2 separate regions of the Homo sapiens genome follow, and region 2 is linked to region 1. The links are chromatin loops, found by intact Hi-C in ENCODE. Cell type or tissue: tibial artery. All regions are shown on one strand. Each heading gives the region's core, and the rest is flanking DNA. Links, peaks and the distances in the headings are about the cores only. Region 1 overlaps SLC13A4 (solute carrier family 13 member 4). Region 2 has its middle 46 kb from the start of FAM180A.

What was found. Peaks named below come from ENCODE experiments on the same cell type or tissue, not always from the same donor. Only the 100,000 strongest peaks of a DNase experiment are listed, where the experiment ranks them.
Region 2: a loop joins it to region 1, with 2.0 times the contacts of the local background. A loop is called at or near these places in 3 of 110 quality-filtered maps.

What each region holds. Positions count from the first base shown.
Region 1 is chr7:135,710,282-135,718,250 of GRCh38, reverse strand. All of the region lies in intron 2 of SLC13A4 (solute carrier family 13 member 4), which reads left to right. Among named protein-coding and RNA genes, the nearest start is that of SLC13A4, 14 kb to the left of the region's middle. RefSeq lists an enhancer at 2,780-3,646. In tibial artery, for the core only: no CTCF peak of the experiment used is centred there; no DNase peak of the experiment used is centred there; H3K27ac peaks cover 1,378 bases.
Region 2 is chr7:135,790,983-135,798,951 of GRCh38, reverse strand. No RefSeq gene overlaps it. Among named protein-coding and RNA genes, the nearest start is that of FAM180A, 46 kb to the right of the region's middle. In tibial artery, for the core only: no CTCF peak of the experiment used is centred there; no DNase peak of the experiment used is centred there; H3K27ac peaks cover 658 bases.

The DNA of each region.
Region 1 (7,969 bases), core at 2,122-4,621:
TGATATGGGTACCCTGAGGGTGACAAAAATAAACAAAATGTCATCTCTCCCCTCTTGAATCTCGTATCTGAGCTCTCACTGTCTGAAGCTGGATATGTTCTGCAGTTTCTCCAGAGAAACAGAACGAAGAGGAGACTAGCGCGCACGCGTGCGCGCGCGCGCGTGTGTGTGTGTGTGTGTAGGAATTGGCTCACTTGATTAATTATGGAGGCTAAGACATCCCATGAGCTGCCACTTGCAAGCTGGAGACCCAGGAGAGCTGCTGATGTCACTCTGTGTGAGTCCAAAGGCCTAAGAACCAGGGAAGCCAATGGTGTAGATCCCAGTCCCAGGGCAGGAGATGACAGATGTCCCAGCCCAGGTGGTGAGACTGGAAAAAGGAGGCAAATTCCTGCTTCCTCTGCCTTTTGTTCTAGTCAGGCCCTCGACAGATTGGATGATGTCTGTCCAGATGGCAGAGGGCAATCCACTGATTCAAATGCCAATCTCATCCAGAAACACCCAGAAGCAATGCTTAATCTGGGCACCCCATGGTCCACCCAAGTTGACATGCAAAGTTAACCATCACAAGTACATATAAATGGTTCATTTTTACAGTGGTGATCTGTCAGCCAGTGGGTATTAGGAGTTGTGTGCAAAGCTCAGACTCAGGTGCTGATAAGAGATACAAAATGACAGAAGGGCTCCTGACCCGGAGAAGTTTCTATTTTAGTAGAGAGAAAGTATAAACCATGTGGAAAAATACAGAATGCCCTATGAAGTGATGCCTCGTTTTCTGGCATTGTGGAGGATTTATACAACTCCTCAAGAGGGGATGTTCTAGATAAATAAAATTTACACTGCCAACTGCCCAAACTTCATGTTGACTAATTTTTGATTACAGTCTTTCTAATGGGTTTTATAATTTCCTTGGTCTTTGAAACAGAAGTTATTAAATATAATTTAACTTTTTCCTTGGAGCCTTCAAAATTTCCAGGGGGGAAAAAAAGAATTTCTCACTCAGAGGAGTCAGAGTGGGCTCCATGAGAAAGCACAGTTGAGTAACTTGAGGGCTGGGTGAACAGCTGAACCTAAAGAATCTTGAATAGCATGTTGGCATCAGATTAGGGTGAGATTGCAGTTGAAAATATAAAAGGCTTATTATCAGATTTGCAGATGGCTAAGTTGGATGCGCTAGCTGGCTAATGTACGGTGCTAATGTACGGTGGCAGAATGAGACATGCGGACAGGAAGAGACAATGGACTGAAACTGACAAAATGAAGTCTAATAAGGATAAATGCCAGCAGTTCATGCGAAAAAGACCCTTGGCTTTTAGCTAAGTACAGGCTCAGCATGAGTCACCATCAGTCCAACGTGGCTGCCAAATTCCAAGTGTTTACCATATGCCAGGCACTGTGGGAGGTCATTTACACACACTATATAACTTAATCCTCCGTGAAGGTGCTATTATTTTTATCTTCATTTTAAAGAGAAGGAAACTGAAGTTCAGAGAGGTTAAGTAACTTACTTACCCGCGGTTATGCAGCTACTAAGTGGTGGAGCTGGGACTTGAATCCAAGATTGTATGATTCCAGAACTTGAGCTCTTAACCCCCCAGGCAATGTGACCAAAATCCTCCGTTGAATTAATAAATTATGGGCTGGGCACTGTGGCTCACGCCTGTAATCCCAGCACTTTGGGAGGCCAAGGCAGGCGGATCACCTGAGGTCAGGGGTTTGAGACCAGCCTGGCCAGCATGGTGAAACCCATCTCTACTAAAAATAAAATAGAATAAAAAATTAGCAGGGTATGGTGGTGCATGCCTGTAGTCCCAGCTACTCAGGAGGATGAGGCAAGAGAATCTCTTGAACCCAGGAGGCAGAGGTTACAGTGAGCCAAGATCATGCCACTGCACTCCAGCCTGGATGACAGAGCTAGGCTCCATCTAAAAAAATTTTTTTTAATTTTAAAAATTAATAAATGATGTGTCCAGTACATCAAATTCTGGATAAGGAGCTCATCCAGAGGTGGGTGGCCAGGATGTTAAAAAGCTGGAGCCTGAGTCACATGAGGAATGAAGAGAAGACTTAAGGGGACATAAGTCCAGGCTTCCATAAGTCCAGGCTTCCATGGCTCCACACTCCAGGCCCAAAGCGTCACACCAGAACCAGAGTCAGAGTGCCATAAAGGAATTTCCCGTTCTGTATAAAGGAAAACTCTGACATGAGTTGCCATGTGTGGTCCTTGTGTTCCTGTCCCTAGATGTCTGAGCCAAATGACCATGCCAGATACACTAGACATAGACTTTGTGCCTTGGGAGATGGGTTGGACTCTAAGGTCCCTCTATGATCTTGTGAGCATCCAGCTGCTACTTCCTCTGCTGATTAGTCCTGTATTTTAGGTTTGTGTGTGTTTGTTTTTATTTTGGCTCCATTGTGACTCTCACTTACCGTCATTATATCTGCCTCTGAAGTCCTCTAAGCCCCTTCTAATGTGTTGCTCCAAAAGTTTATAGCCTGGGCATGATACCTGTGTCAATCAAGTTAACTAAGATTTACTGTCTATAGGAGAATGGCATAGAGGTGGGCACCACAGGGCTCTCCGGTGAAGTAGAAAGCATGGGTTGGATATTGGGGATTGGGAACAAACAGCTCTCCAGGAGGCCCAGGGTTAGGGTGTACTTCAGGAAGTAATTGCATGTGCTCTTTGTCTCTATCCTTTCCCCAGCACACACACTGGCACACACTCACACACTCACATACACACTCCTACACACCCACTCATACATACACATACACACACTCATATGCACTAATGCACATTCACACACTCATACACACGCTCACACACTCATACACACACTCATACACACATGTTCACACATACACACTCACACACTCATACACATACACTCATACACACGCTCACATATACATACACTTACTCACACACATACACATGCTTAGATATACGTACACTCACACACACTCATACACTCATACACATGCCCACACTCATACACATACACATACACACATACACTCACATATACACACTCATGCACACATACACTCATACACACTTATATACCCATATACACATATATACTCTCACACACTCATACACACATTCTCACACACGCATACACACATAAACTCATACACGCTCACACACATACACTTATACACACACATCATACACACACACATTCACATACACACTCATACCCTCACACACATTCACACTCACATATACACAAATACACACTCACATATACACACACATACACACACTTTCACATACACACTCACACACACTCTCACCTGGGCCCAGCCAGCGGTCTCTGGCCCTGCGCTGCAGGCCTCGGGCTGGTGTCACTCAGCTTCCAGCTCCCGCAGGGGCAGGAGAGGAGTACAGGCTGCGCCCGCTGGGATAACCCGCAGCCGCTGCCGCCTGGTGCCGCCGGAGTCGGCTGTCATCAATCCGCTTCCCTGCTGGCTCCTGATCTTTCTGACCCGCCAGATTCCTGCCCTCTGACTCGTTACCCTGACTTTCTCTGTTTGAGTAAGCCTGGGGGCATTTCATAAAGCACTCTCAGCTCTGCCTTTCCCATCTCTCCTCGCCATGGAGGCTGACCGGTCCTCTGCATGCGGGCCCGTGGGCATGTGGGCTGGACATCCAGCTGGCCACCTGCCTGAACCCCAGGCTGCCCTCACCCTCAGCCACCCAGACGCAGCCCCAGGGCTGAGCTCCACACTGGGCCTTCAGTGGGAGCCTACAGACCTTGCAGCCTTTCGAGACCAAGCTAATGTTTCTGGGGGGAAGAGCAGCTCCCTGTGAACCACCACCTGACCAGCAGCCCCTTGGCTCGTGGCTCAGAGCCCAGACCCTTGCCTCAGCTTCCCCATCTGGGTAGTTCATACAGTCCCAAAGAAGAAACTGGGCAGGGGTGGTGGCGGTTATGAATCAGTGTCTCCAGTCATGCAGGAGTTGGGCCAGCTTCTGGGTCATGCCAGCACCCATCTGGGTCTCTCTACTTTAGACTTCTCTAGGGCAGGATTTGCAAAGAATGTTTTTTTAAGCAATGAAACCTTTTCTTTAAACCAAATCTTAGAAGACTCAATATATAAAACAGATGGAACCAGGAATGCAAATCAGGTGATGAGAAGGGTGTCTGAGCCCCTGCTAGGGGCTTACCCGGCAGAAACAGCATTCCTGCCCCCAGGGAAGGTGGAAAGGAGACACTGCTGGCTTGGCTGTGCTGCTTGGACACTAACTGGAATGGAGTCCTGTGGGGCTTCAGCCCTGGCAGGGCTTAGCTTAGCACTGAGCGGGAGCCAGGCCAGGTATCTGCTCCCAGGGTTCAGAGAATTTCACTGCAAAATTGTTCAGATGAGGCTGGGCACAGTGGCTCACACCTGTAATCCCAGCACTTTGGGAGGCCAAGGTGGGAGGATCACAAGGTCAGGCGTTGAAGACCAGCCTGGCCAACATGGCGAAACCCCGTCTCTACTGAAAATACAAAATTAGCCGGACACAATGGTGGGTGCCTGTAGTCATAGCTACCGGGAAGGCTGAGGCAGGAGAATCATTTAAACCTGTAAGGCCAAGGTTGCAGTGAGCCGAGATCAGGCTACTACACTCCAGCCTGGGCAACAGAGTGAGACTCTGTCTCAAAAAATATATAAAATAAAAAACACATAATTAAAAAAAAATAAGAGCCCACCTGCATTATCTTATGTGTAAAGCCCATGTCACAGCAGATTAAATTAGCTATGTAGCATCACTGTGGCCCTTAAAAAATTGGTGACAGAGGTACAGAGGTTCATTAGCTTGTCCAATAGCAGGTAACTCATCTGAACTTCAGAGCCCAAGATTGCTATAGCTATTCCTTGTCAAGGGGACCTCCTTGAGCCCATCTTTCCTAAAACACAGTCCAGAAACACCTCTGCTCTCCAAGTTCAGTGATGTGGCATACTGAGAAAAACCACAGAGCAGAAAAGCAGAAAAAGCAATCAAACCACCATGCAAATGTCCTAAAATCCATGCACTTTACTCCTGGGGAGGAACAGCCATTTAGAATCTAATTTCTCTTTACAAAAAACTCTAACAATCTTCGTTATCTGGCTTCCCAGCTCACAGGATGTGAGTCTGGGAAATTATAAAATGGGGAAAGGAATGCTAATGGCAAGCATCCTCACATCGGGAAAATGCAGCCGCCTAAGAATGAGACGGGAAACCAGCAAAATGCAGACCCAGGGACCAGAGAAGGACCAGCAGCCTGGACAGCTAGCCAAGGGCAAGAGCGATAAGAGGCTCCCTGGGCAGAGGCTATGATGGGGAGAGTTGGCACATGTCTCACAAGAAGCCGGGGAGAATGCACAGGCTCTGTTGATAAAGGCAGGAAATCTGCAACACACTCTAGAAAACAATAACAATCATCCTCGAGAATCTTGGAAGTCTGGTGTTCCCTGGGAGGCTCTGAATAACCCAGGTGTTATTGTGAAAGAAAAATCAATGGGCTAGAAAACTAATAAACAACACCACTGAACAGAATTTTAATTTCTAAAAATGAAAAAGCAGCCCTGTGGCTTTGCTCTGTGCATGGATGAGCCCACTCTGTGTGCTAATGGCCTCAAACCAGCTCAGCCTTTAGATGGAGCACTTCACAACAGGAAGAGTCACCAGGGATCCTGGCCATCAATGTGGCAGGCCATGCCAGCTGGTTTGCACGTGTCATTTAATCTCTGTAATAACCTTATGAGGTAGGGACTCACATAACCTTCCTTCCTTTTTTTTTTTTTTTTTTAGATGAGAAAATGAAGCCCAGAGAGGCTGAATACCTTGTCTAGGGTCACACAGTGGAGTCCCGGCTGACTCCAGAGTCCTCCCTCTTCCCCACTCAGTGATGTTACCTCTGTAATCACAAACTATATCCTGAGCCCCAGGCCGTGTCTCCCGAGCACATAGTATCACTTACAAGGGAGCAGGAAAGACATGAGAATAGAGCTGAGCCCACCAAACACCCAGCACAGAGCCAATATCCCACTGAAGCTGGGCCTGGAGTTCAGACTGGCCCTGCCCTGGGCATTTAAGGCCAGTGTCAGGACTGCGATTATAAATGAAGATAAAAAATGTGTACCAGTGGGCTGGGTGCAATGGTTCATGCCTGTAATCCCAGCACTTTGGGAGACTGAGATGAGCAGATCACTTGAGGTCAGGAGTTTAAGACCAGCCTGGCCAACAAGCTGGTTAAAGCTCGTACCTACTAAAAAAAAAAAAAAAAAAAAAAAAAAAAAAAAAAAAATCCAAAAACATTAGCCAGGTGTAGTGGTTTCACTAAGGAGGTTTCCTTAGTTTTTCTAAGCACCTGTAGCTCCAGCTACTTGGGAGGCTGAGGCAGGAGAATTGCTTAAACTCAGGAGGCAGAGGTTGTAGTGAGCCGAGATTGCGCCACTGCACTCCAGTCTGGGCCACAGAACAACTCTCTGTCTCAAAAAAACAAAAACAAAAACAAAAACACGACAAGAAATGTGTGCCAGCTCATGCTGTCTGGGAGACCCAGAAAATCCCCCTAGAGTTGAATCAGATGGGGGTTTCCAGTCGGCTCACCGTGTGGCAGGCTGTCTAGGAGGCTTCGGATTCAGATGGCCCTGAAGTGGTATCCTGCCTCTGCCCTTACACTGTGACCTGGGAGATGCTCCCTAAACCCCCAGTTTCCTCATCAGTAAACTGAGATACGGATAGTGCTGCTTCATAGCACTGCTGTGGAGCTCAAATGAGAAAGTGAATGCAACATGCAAAATGCCGGCACTAGAAGGCTCTCCATATTCCTGGTTGCTTTCCTCTGCCTCCAAGTGGAACCCAGAGAAAGTGGCCTACCTGTCATTTAGGCACTGAGCATCCTAAAAGGCCATCACAGCCAAACCGGTGTTCTAGAATGGGATATGATAGAGGCAGAAAACGTAGCTCTTGTCAGTCAGTCCCTGGGGAAAGACACCCCAGTCGCACTGACTTGAAAAGCTTCGCAGGGCTGTGTCATGGGGCTGGTGGAAAGACCATCTCCCACAACGGTCCCGCATCTTCTGTGGGTTTCTCTCCTCGGTAGACAAGAAAATAAAGCTCCAGTTGTGCCACAAAGCCGCCTCCACAAAGCCTGGGAAAGTAACCAGGCAGTGAGAAAGGCCCTTGAACCTCCAAGTTCAACCACTTCCCTAGGACAATCCTGCAGTGCCTCCTGCTCCCGCTAGGGGGCCGCTCCCCCAACCCCACCCCCGCCCCCACCACCATGATCACCGCCCTCTCAGAGTGGACTCTGCCACGGAGTCACAAGCTGTCCAGAGCAGGGGGCCTTCCCTGCCCCCAGGGGGCATTCGTGACAGTAGTCCGCTGAGGAATGGGCTTAGAGACAAACACTGGGTTAACCAGAAGCAGGGGCTTTTCCCCCCAGGAAATGGTCACAGTGAGGGCAGATGTCCCTTCTCCTACACAACCCTCATCAACCAGATGCAATGAAATGTCCATAGGGCAAAAGAGAGAAAGGAGAGATGGAGCAGCCTGCCTTTATTTTGGTTTTGATGTTATCAAAGTGTTTCGTGCACAAAGTTTAAAAATCAAATACTTTAATACTGAACGCTTATAATGAAAAGTCAGCAGTCTCTTTCCTCATCCCTCCCACTTCCCCCCCTACCAAGTCCCACCCCACCCTCAGAGTCAATAACTTGTAACTTTGTTAACAGCTTCTTCTGTCATTAAGCTCCATTCCCATATGATATTCTTATATTAGTCCTTGAGTTCTCACTTTAAGCGGCTATCAGTTGACTTCTTGTTATAGCAGATGAAGATTTTTTCTTTTTGTTTTTTGTTTTCTTTTTTGAGACGTAGTCTCGCTCTGTCGCCCAGGCTGGAGTGCAGTGGCGCGATCTCGGCTTACTGCAAGCTCTGCCTCCCGGGAAGATTTTTTCTTTTACATCCCCCACTTCGCCTTCT
Region 2 (7,969 bases), core at 2,957-5,456, 80 kb before region 1:
AGCGAGGTAACGGGAAGCTGCCTAGAGAGGCGGAATGCCCCTCTCTGCAAGGAAACATACTCAACCCCCGGCTGTGACTGGGGTGAATGGGACTTTCTGGCGACTTCAGAAGCAGCTGTGGTCACATCTGGGTGGCTGTGATGTGGGACAGAGACTACCTGCAAAGACTTGGGGTCCTGGAGGCTGCAGTGACCCTGACTACATCAGCCCCTCTCTATCCCCAGAGTGGGAAGAAACTGTAGGTTCAAGCCAAGTTTAGCTATTTACTGTGACCTTGGTAGGTCCCTGCTGATAGCTGGCTTATGTAAAATTCAGACAATGAGCAGAGAAAACATAAATTCCAGCACAGGCGAATTTGGAAAATGCTGTATAGAGCAAATCGTGTTGACTTAGCATTTGTGCTTAGCCGAGAAGGTGCTGCCCTGCACGTGCTCAGAGCCCCTCTCCCATTTCACCAACTAGACAAGCCACTCCGCCATCCTGCAGAGAAGCTAAGAGAGGGAAGGGCAGGTTGCTCTCCCATGCTTCTGAACATGTGGAAGAGGCAAGGGAGAAACATGGGGTGAGGAAGAGAGAAAGACTTTCCCTATCCGAAGAGCAAACCAGTCTGTGTATGTTTGCCTCCAGTCAAACAGCTTCTAAATACTGAAGAGTGCCAGAGGACTATTTATTTTGCCACTTACAAGCGATCAGAAAAAAACCTTTTATTTACATTGTGGAGGCTCAAGGACCCTGAACTTATTCTTAGGCTATTAAAATAATTTTACTATTTTGGCAACGTCTAAATGCAAGTAATTTAAGACACCCCTCTGCCTAAGGCTAACAAAATCATTGTGGTATAACTATTAGTTTGGTGCTAAAAGTAATTGTGGTTTTTGCCATTAAAAGTATTTGTAGAACAAACCAATTACTCTTGCACCAACTTAATAGCATTGGATCCACTAACCTGGAAACACCACACCAGAGAGGTGCCTGACTGCAAGGAGAGCACATGGTTGGCACATGCCAAATGTTTGTGGAAGAAGCTGGGGAGTCCCCAGCAGCTGAGATGGATGGTGATCATCAACTTCCGAAGTGTTAAAGAAAACTGAAGGGTTCTGGCCAGGCGTGGTGGTTCACACCTGTAATCCCAGCACTTTGGGAGGCTGAGGTAGGCGGATCACCTGAGGTCAGGAGTTCTAGACCAGCCTGGACAACATGGCAAAACTCCATCTCTACTAAAAATACAAAAATTAGCCGGGTGTGGTGGTGCATGCCTGTGGTCCCAGCTGCTCGGGAGGCTGAGGCCAAAGACTCATTTGAACCCAGTAGGTGGAGCTTGCAGTGAGTTTAGATTACACCACTGCACTCCAGTCTGGGCAACAGAGTGAGATTCTGCCAAAGAAAGAAAGAAAGAAAGAAAGAAAGAAAGAAAGAAAGAAAGAAAGAAAGAAAGAAAGAAAGAAAGAAAGAAAGAAAGAAAGAAAGAAAGGAAGGAAGGAAGGAAGGAAGGAAGGAAGGAAGGAAGGAAGGAAGGAAGGAAGGAAGAAAACTGCAGGGTTTTGAAGGCAGGTGGCACTGTCCTGTAGGAGACTGAGGGTGGAACTTGTCCTTGAAAGCTCCCCTAACCTACTGAAAGTGGAATGAAGGGCTTGGATCCAAGCCTTTCAGAGGCAGCCAAGATCTTCCCAGTCCCCACGATGGGTTTCTTTGGTATGCTTGTTTGCTTTTCTTTGATTCTGATGTTCAAAGGAAATAGGGTGTGTTGATGTTTTAGGTGAACAGTGTGCTTTCTGGGTGACCTAATTTATCTAGCAGTGGAATGAAAAGGAAGAGAATGGGCAGAAAGAATCAAAGCCCATGGCCTACCTCAATAGAAAACGTGTGAGTTTTTCATATAATGTTATATGAACATGAATCTGCCATTCTGCTGTGCTGTGTCTTCCATCTGTTACTTTCTAAACTGTGGACAAGAAAAATACAACTGGCGTGAAGAATGAATGTTGCACAGGGTAGGGATGAGGGGTTGGTACATAGGAAGAGAATATGCTTGACACAGAAAAGAACTAACCATATACCTTATCTCATTTAATCCTCACAACAACCAGAAGGGCAACTAGTACATAAACAAATAAAAGCAAAACAAAGCAAAACAGGCCCAGAGAGAAAAGTCCCATCACTGGGAAGACCTAAGATTTGGGTCCAGGCCCGTCCAATGCCAGAGTCCTTTCTCTTTCTAATGCCTCGTGAAGGCAGTGATGACTCTGAAAATTACAAAACAGTCCTCCCTTGTTCAGGAGTTCCTGGTGTATCTACTTCAGACCAAATGCACTTATTCCTGGGAATTATTCAAGGTCTCGTCTTTTTTAGAATAGGTACAATATGGATGAGATCTTTTTAGCTAGCCTGCTTAGAGCAATCTAACTCTTAGGTCATACTCTTTCCAATATAGTAATAGACAAGGTGTTTAAGGGGATTTTGATCTTAAGAAGGTTAAATTTCCACATCTAAGTAGCTGTGGTATGTTGGAACAAGGGGGTTGTTTTGCCTTCTAAAACAGTCCAAAGCTGAGAAAGCAGATTACTGAGGCCCTGCAAGTTGACACATGCCTCTGAGTCCAGAAGTTGGAAAAAAGCAAGCAAAGAAGTGAGCCAGAGAGAAGAGTGTTAGACTGCCCCTTATTTTCACTTCATCTGACTTGGATTAGTCTTTAATTGAAGTCTCTGCTGAGATTCTGTCTGCGCCAGTCTGAAACAGCCTGTACACTAGTCAGCCATTCAACTGTTCTCTTTATAAATGCCATTTTCCCCTGTATTTGCTGAATTTTCATTCTTCATTCAAATGTTTGGGTGTCTGCATGTTTAATGAACACAGATGCCAGGGTTCTCTCAGAGCCAAATATTTGGATTACAAAACATTGAGGATATCCACATAGTTGGCTTCTCATTCACATATGTGACATTGTGTACAGACAGTTAAGTTTTAATAATAAAGTCTAAGAATGGATAGGGCTGGCTGTTCGTAGGGGAAAATAGTGCTGCACCTAAATCAGTGTGTATTTTTAGAGCTAGTGAACATTTTTATGAGGCTGAAGTTTTACTTGGTCTCAGGTCTGCCATCACAGAGGGCCAAAGTAGGCCCGGCCATGTGGCCAGGGTGAGACCACAGCTTCTGGGGCCAAGTTGAACTCAAATTTTACCTGACGCAGCCAAGAACAGGAAGACCCAAGGCAAGTAAAACTATGTTCTAAGGAGTTTTTTGGACCAGGCTAGAGAATCCAAATTCTACTGTCGGAAACAAAGCCAAAGGGGGTAAGGAATCAAGTGTAATCAAAGATCAAAAGAATGAGGAAAGAGACCCAAGATCATTTCTATGAATGGAGCTGAAGTGATGAGCCTTGATGTGACCAGAGTCAGGCCAGGTGTTGGTCTGAGGGTGTGGATTTGGAAAGGATCAATTTGCAGGGCATGGATTTTCTGGGCCTGTTCAGGGGACTTACCTGGCACTGTGATTTGAATATCTTGTCCCCTCCAAAAGTCGTGTTGAAATTTAATCATCAATGTGGCGGTCTTGAGAGGCAGGGCCTTTAAGAGGTGATTGGGTCATGAGGGCTCTGTCCTCATTAATTAATTGATCCATTAAAGGATTAATGGATTGATTAATGGCCTAACATGGGAGAGGAACCAGTGGCTCTATAAGAAGAGGGAGGGAGACCTGAGCTAGCACACTCAGACCCCTCCCCATGTGATGTCCTGTGCCACCTCAGGACTCTTCAGAGTCCCCACCAGAAAGAAGATTCTCACCAGGTGCAGCCCCTTGACTTTGGACTTCTCAGCCTCCAAAACTGTAAGAAATAAATTCCTTTTCTTTATAAATCGCTCTGTTTCCAGTATTCTGTTACAAGCAACAGGAAAAGGACTAAGACACCTGGTCACAGAGCATGACAGCTGACAAGACTGCTGCAGGCCAGTTGCAGGCTGACAAGGACAAATGGTTTCCTTTGGTGTCATCCAGGCCAATGCATCAATTGATGTCTTGTCTAATAGATGAAAAAGGTATGAAAAAATAAATCAATGCCCAAGAACATAACCTCCATTAACTTGCAGTTCTTGGAGGAGGGAAGGAAACATAGTCTGGTCTGGAGATAGTGTAACTAATAGTTAAAATCATGGATCTCAGATTCAGATGGACCAGGATTGAAACTACAGCTCTGCAACTTGGTGTTTGGAGAGAGGAAACTAACCTCTCTGAATCCTCAGGTGTCCCATCTGTAAAACGAGCATAACGATGGCATCTACTGCACTGGAATGTGATGAAGCTTGAAGGGCATGAAAATAGCTAGTGTTTATTGAGTCCCTACAGGGCTGTGCTCTTACAGGTATTATCACATGCTTGACAAATAGCAAGAACTCAAACGTCAGCTATAATAACTGCCTACATTCTAAAACATTAACAAAGGAAATATAGTACAAATAGTTCCAACCAAGCAACACAAAAGTATAGTTTTTAAACTGAAATCATTATCCATGAAATGTTAACAAAACATCTTTATAAAGGCTATGTTTGAGGAACAGTGCTGGATGCTATAGGAAATGCAAAGTTAAACCAGGCACGGTCTCTGCTCTTCAGGAGCTTCTAGTCTACGAAGGAAGATAAACACAAAATTAACTGGTTGCTACCATGTATGAGAATATATGTATGCTAAAATCAAGATACAAGTAGTACATTGGGAGCAAGAGGGGGAAAGGTTTTTTGTATCTGGATGAGAAAACCGAACTTCATGGAGGAGAGGAAGGAAGAGTGTGGCAGACCCTGATAGTGAGCTCTCCCAGTAGCCAGTCCCAGCTCCTTTCCCTCCTTTCCCTTTCCCTCTTCCAACCAAATACTCACTTTCCCAGCCTCCCTTGCAGCTAGCGGGGGATAGCCATGTGATACAAGGCTACACATGACACTTAAGAGGAAGATTATTGGAGCTTCAGAAAAGGGTTTTACTATTTGATAAAAAGGAAAGTCATCAATAATGACAGGTTTGCCCTTCTTCCTACTTTGAACATGGACACAATGCCTAGAACTGTAACACTTTATAACCATATTGCAACAAGCCAACTTGCCAAGATGACAGAGAAGACAGATCGAAAGGGTCTGGGTCTCTGATGCCAGGGCTGAGCTGCTGCAGCAGCCTGAAGAGCTCACCTCTGGAATTGTTGTTATGGGTGTGATTTTCCCTAAGTCAGTGCTGGTTCCGTGTGATGTTACTTGCGGCTGAATGCCTTCCTAACAGATGCAGAGGATACAGAGCAAAAGCACAAAGGTGGGAAAACACAGGACACTTTCAAGGAAAAGCAAATGCACTCCGAGTTTTTGGAGCATAAGAAGCCAAGAGGGAACATAGAAAACAAGGCTGGAAACGTAGGCTGGGGCCTTGCATAGCATGGTAAGATTTGGCAGTGGGGGAGCTGACAAGGTTTTTTGTGTAGGAGAATGATGTGAGAAGAACTGCAGTTCTAGAAGATTAAACTGGGTGGTTTGGCTTGGAAGGTAGGGGTGCTGGAAGCTGGGAGAGCCTTTGGTTAGCATGCTATCTCAAGCATTCATGGAGAATGTGGGGAGAGGCTGGCCATGGGTGGTGGAAGTGGGAAAGGAGGAGATGAAGGTGCAGAGTGATTTCCCTTTGAACTTTTCCTCAATCACAGAGAAGTTCAGCTCTCGAAGCAGAGCTTGAAAGGGGCCTTTTTATGGATTAGCTATATTCCACACCAAAAAGTGCTCTTACAACTCACTATTTCTCTTAATATACAAAAATGCTCTGAACTTGGCCAGTTACTGTATCCCAGCACGTGCAAAGTGACTTGTCAGGGCCATCCTCTCACTAATGCATCCGTTTACCACGTGGAAATGATCTGCGGTGTGACAAGGAAGCTGGCAGTCAGGCACATCTGTGCATGTGGCCCTCAAGACATATTTGCTAAAGGGCAGGGCGTGGTGACTCACACCTGTCATCCCAGCACTTTGGGAGGCTGAGGCGGGTGGATCACTTGAGGTCAGGAGTTTGAGACCAGCCTGGCCACCGTGGTGAAACCCCGTCTCTACTAAGAATACAAAAATTGGCTGGGTGTGGTGGCACACACCTGTAATCCCAGCTACTCAGGAGGCAGAGGAAGGAGAATTGCTTGAGCTCAGGAGGCAGAGGTTGCAGTGAGCCGAGATCACACCACTGCACTCCAGCCTGGGCAACAGAGCAACACTCCATCTCAAAAAAAAAAAAAATGTATATTTTAAAATGGCAATTTTATAAGTTTTACCTCAATTTTTTTAAAGTGCTGGGAGCAAGAAAGAGGGAAAAGAAAATAAAGGGGACCCTCTACAAAGGCATCTGAGGAAGTAGCATAGTGTGGCGAAAGACCAAGACTGAGAACACTCTGACTCTGTCACAACCACACGTGACTTCAGGCAACTCATCTCCCCAGCACAGCCTCGTTTTCTCATCTATGAACCTGAAAGGGCTTAGAGCAGCCAGCTCCGAATAGACCCTATATAGATATTAGTTATTGCTGTGAATTTATTATTAAGTTTATGAATAGATATGTTCTTCTCTAATGACCTTCCCAGATGCATCCTGGCTTTTAAATCACTGGCTCAATCATCACCAACTTCCAAGACAAAATGAAGTGTCAGAGAGGCCCGAAGAGCCTGCTGTTCTAATAAATATTCTCTGTTGAGTGCAGGGAGGGAAAAGGTTCAGCAGAGCCAGCCTTTAGTGAGTCGAGGGGGCGGATGCCATACATGCTTCTGACCAAGGGTGTTAGAAAAATATGGTTTTTACTTCACCACCCTGCAAAGCTAATAAATAACCTACTATGTATGATTCAATATGACAATGGATATAAATATGTGTTGTAAATTCTAAGGCTGTCTATCCCAAGGTAAAAGATGATTTGTAGCCATCCCAGCATTGAAGAGGCAGGAACTGGCTGAGCACGCTGGCTCTGATGAAAACAGCTCCATCCCTGCTGGGAGCACCCGAGGTGAGGGCGGGTGACAGGAGGAAGTTGCAAGACTACTTTCTCTCTTTCTTCAGTTCAGCCCAGAAGGGCTGCAGGCAGCAGTGGCCTCACAGGACACAGCTCCAGCCTCATCTACCAGGCTGTGATCTCCAGGACACAATAGGGCTGTGATGTGACACTGCTCCACCATCCAAAGACCAAAGTACAACGCTCCTCTCCTGCTTCTCTAGGCCATGCTGCAGGGAAGGAATCCAGCTCCCCTGAGGGCAGGGCCAAGCAACACTCACTAGCAGCCCTGCAGTGTTGAGCTGGATGGGAGGCTCCCCTGGGACAATGAGGGTGCCATCTTTTCTTGCCTGCCAATGGTTTGCTGGCCCTGGGACTTCTGTGCACAAGGAAGGGAAATGCACAGATTCATCTAGGTGCGTTTACCTCAACCCCGTGCGTTCTGATACTGCCTACATAGACTTTGCCTTGACCACAAAACACTCATACTAAAAAGAAAAAAAAAAAAAAAAAAAACCAACCCAGGCACTATCATCTGAGGTCCACTCTGCCTGCTTGATCTTCCACCTTCTATAATGGCAAAAATGTGTATGTCTATTGCACTCTCAAACACTTATTAGTATCTACTGTGTTCACCAGCACTTCTCAGCACAGTGGGAGGTTCATAATAACCAGAAGGCATGTTCTCTGCCCTTAAGGACTTCATTTGTTCATTCATCTACTCACTTTGTTTCTGAGCCATCTATTATGTGCTAGCAGCATGAAGTCAACAGAGGAAGGAAAAGTGTTCATACCTAAACCAGAGAATAATCTCAAACAGACATAGCATGTGGGTAAATCATGACAATTGCTGACACAGATGTAAGTTTAGCAACTTGAGCTCATCCTTTTACATGAATTCAGGTACATGAGAATTCAAAGGAACTCAGGTCACCACTGAGTCAAGTGGGCCCTACCTGGTGACTGGCTGCATCAGAATC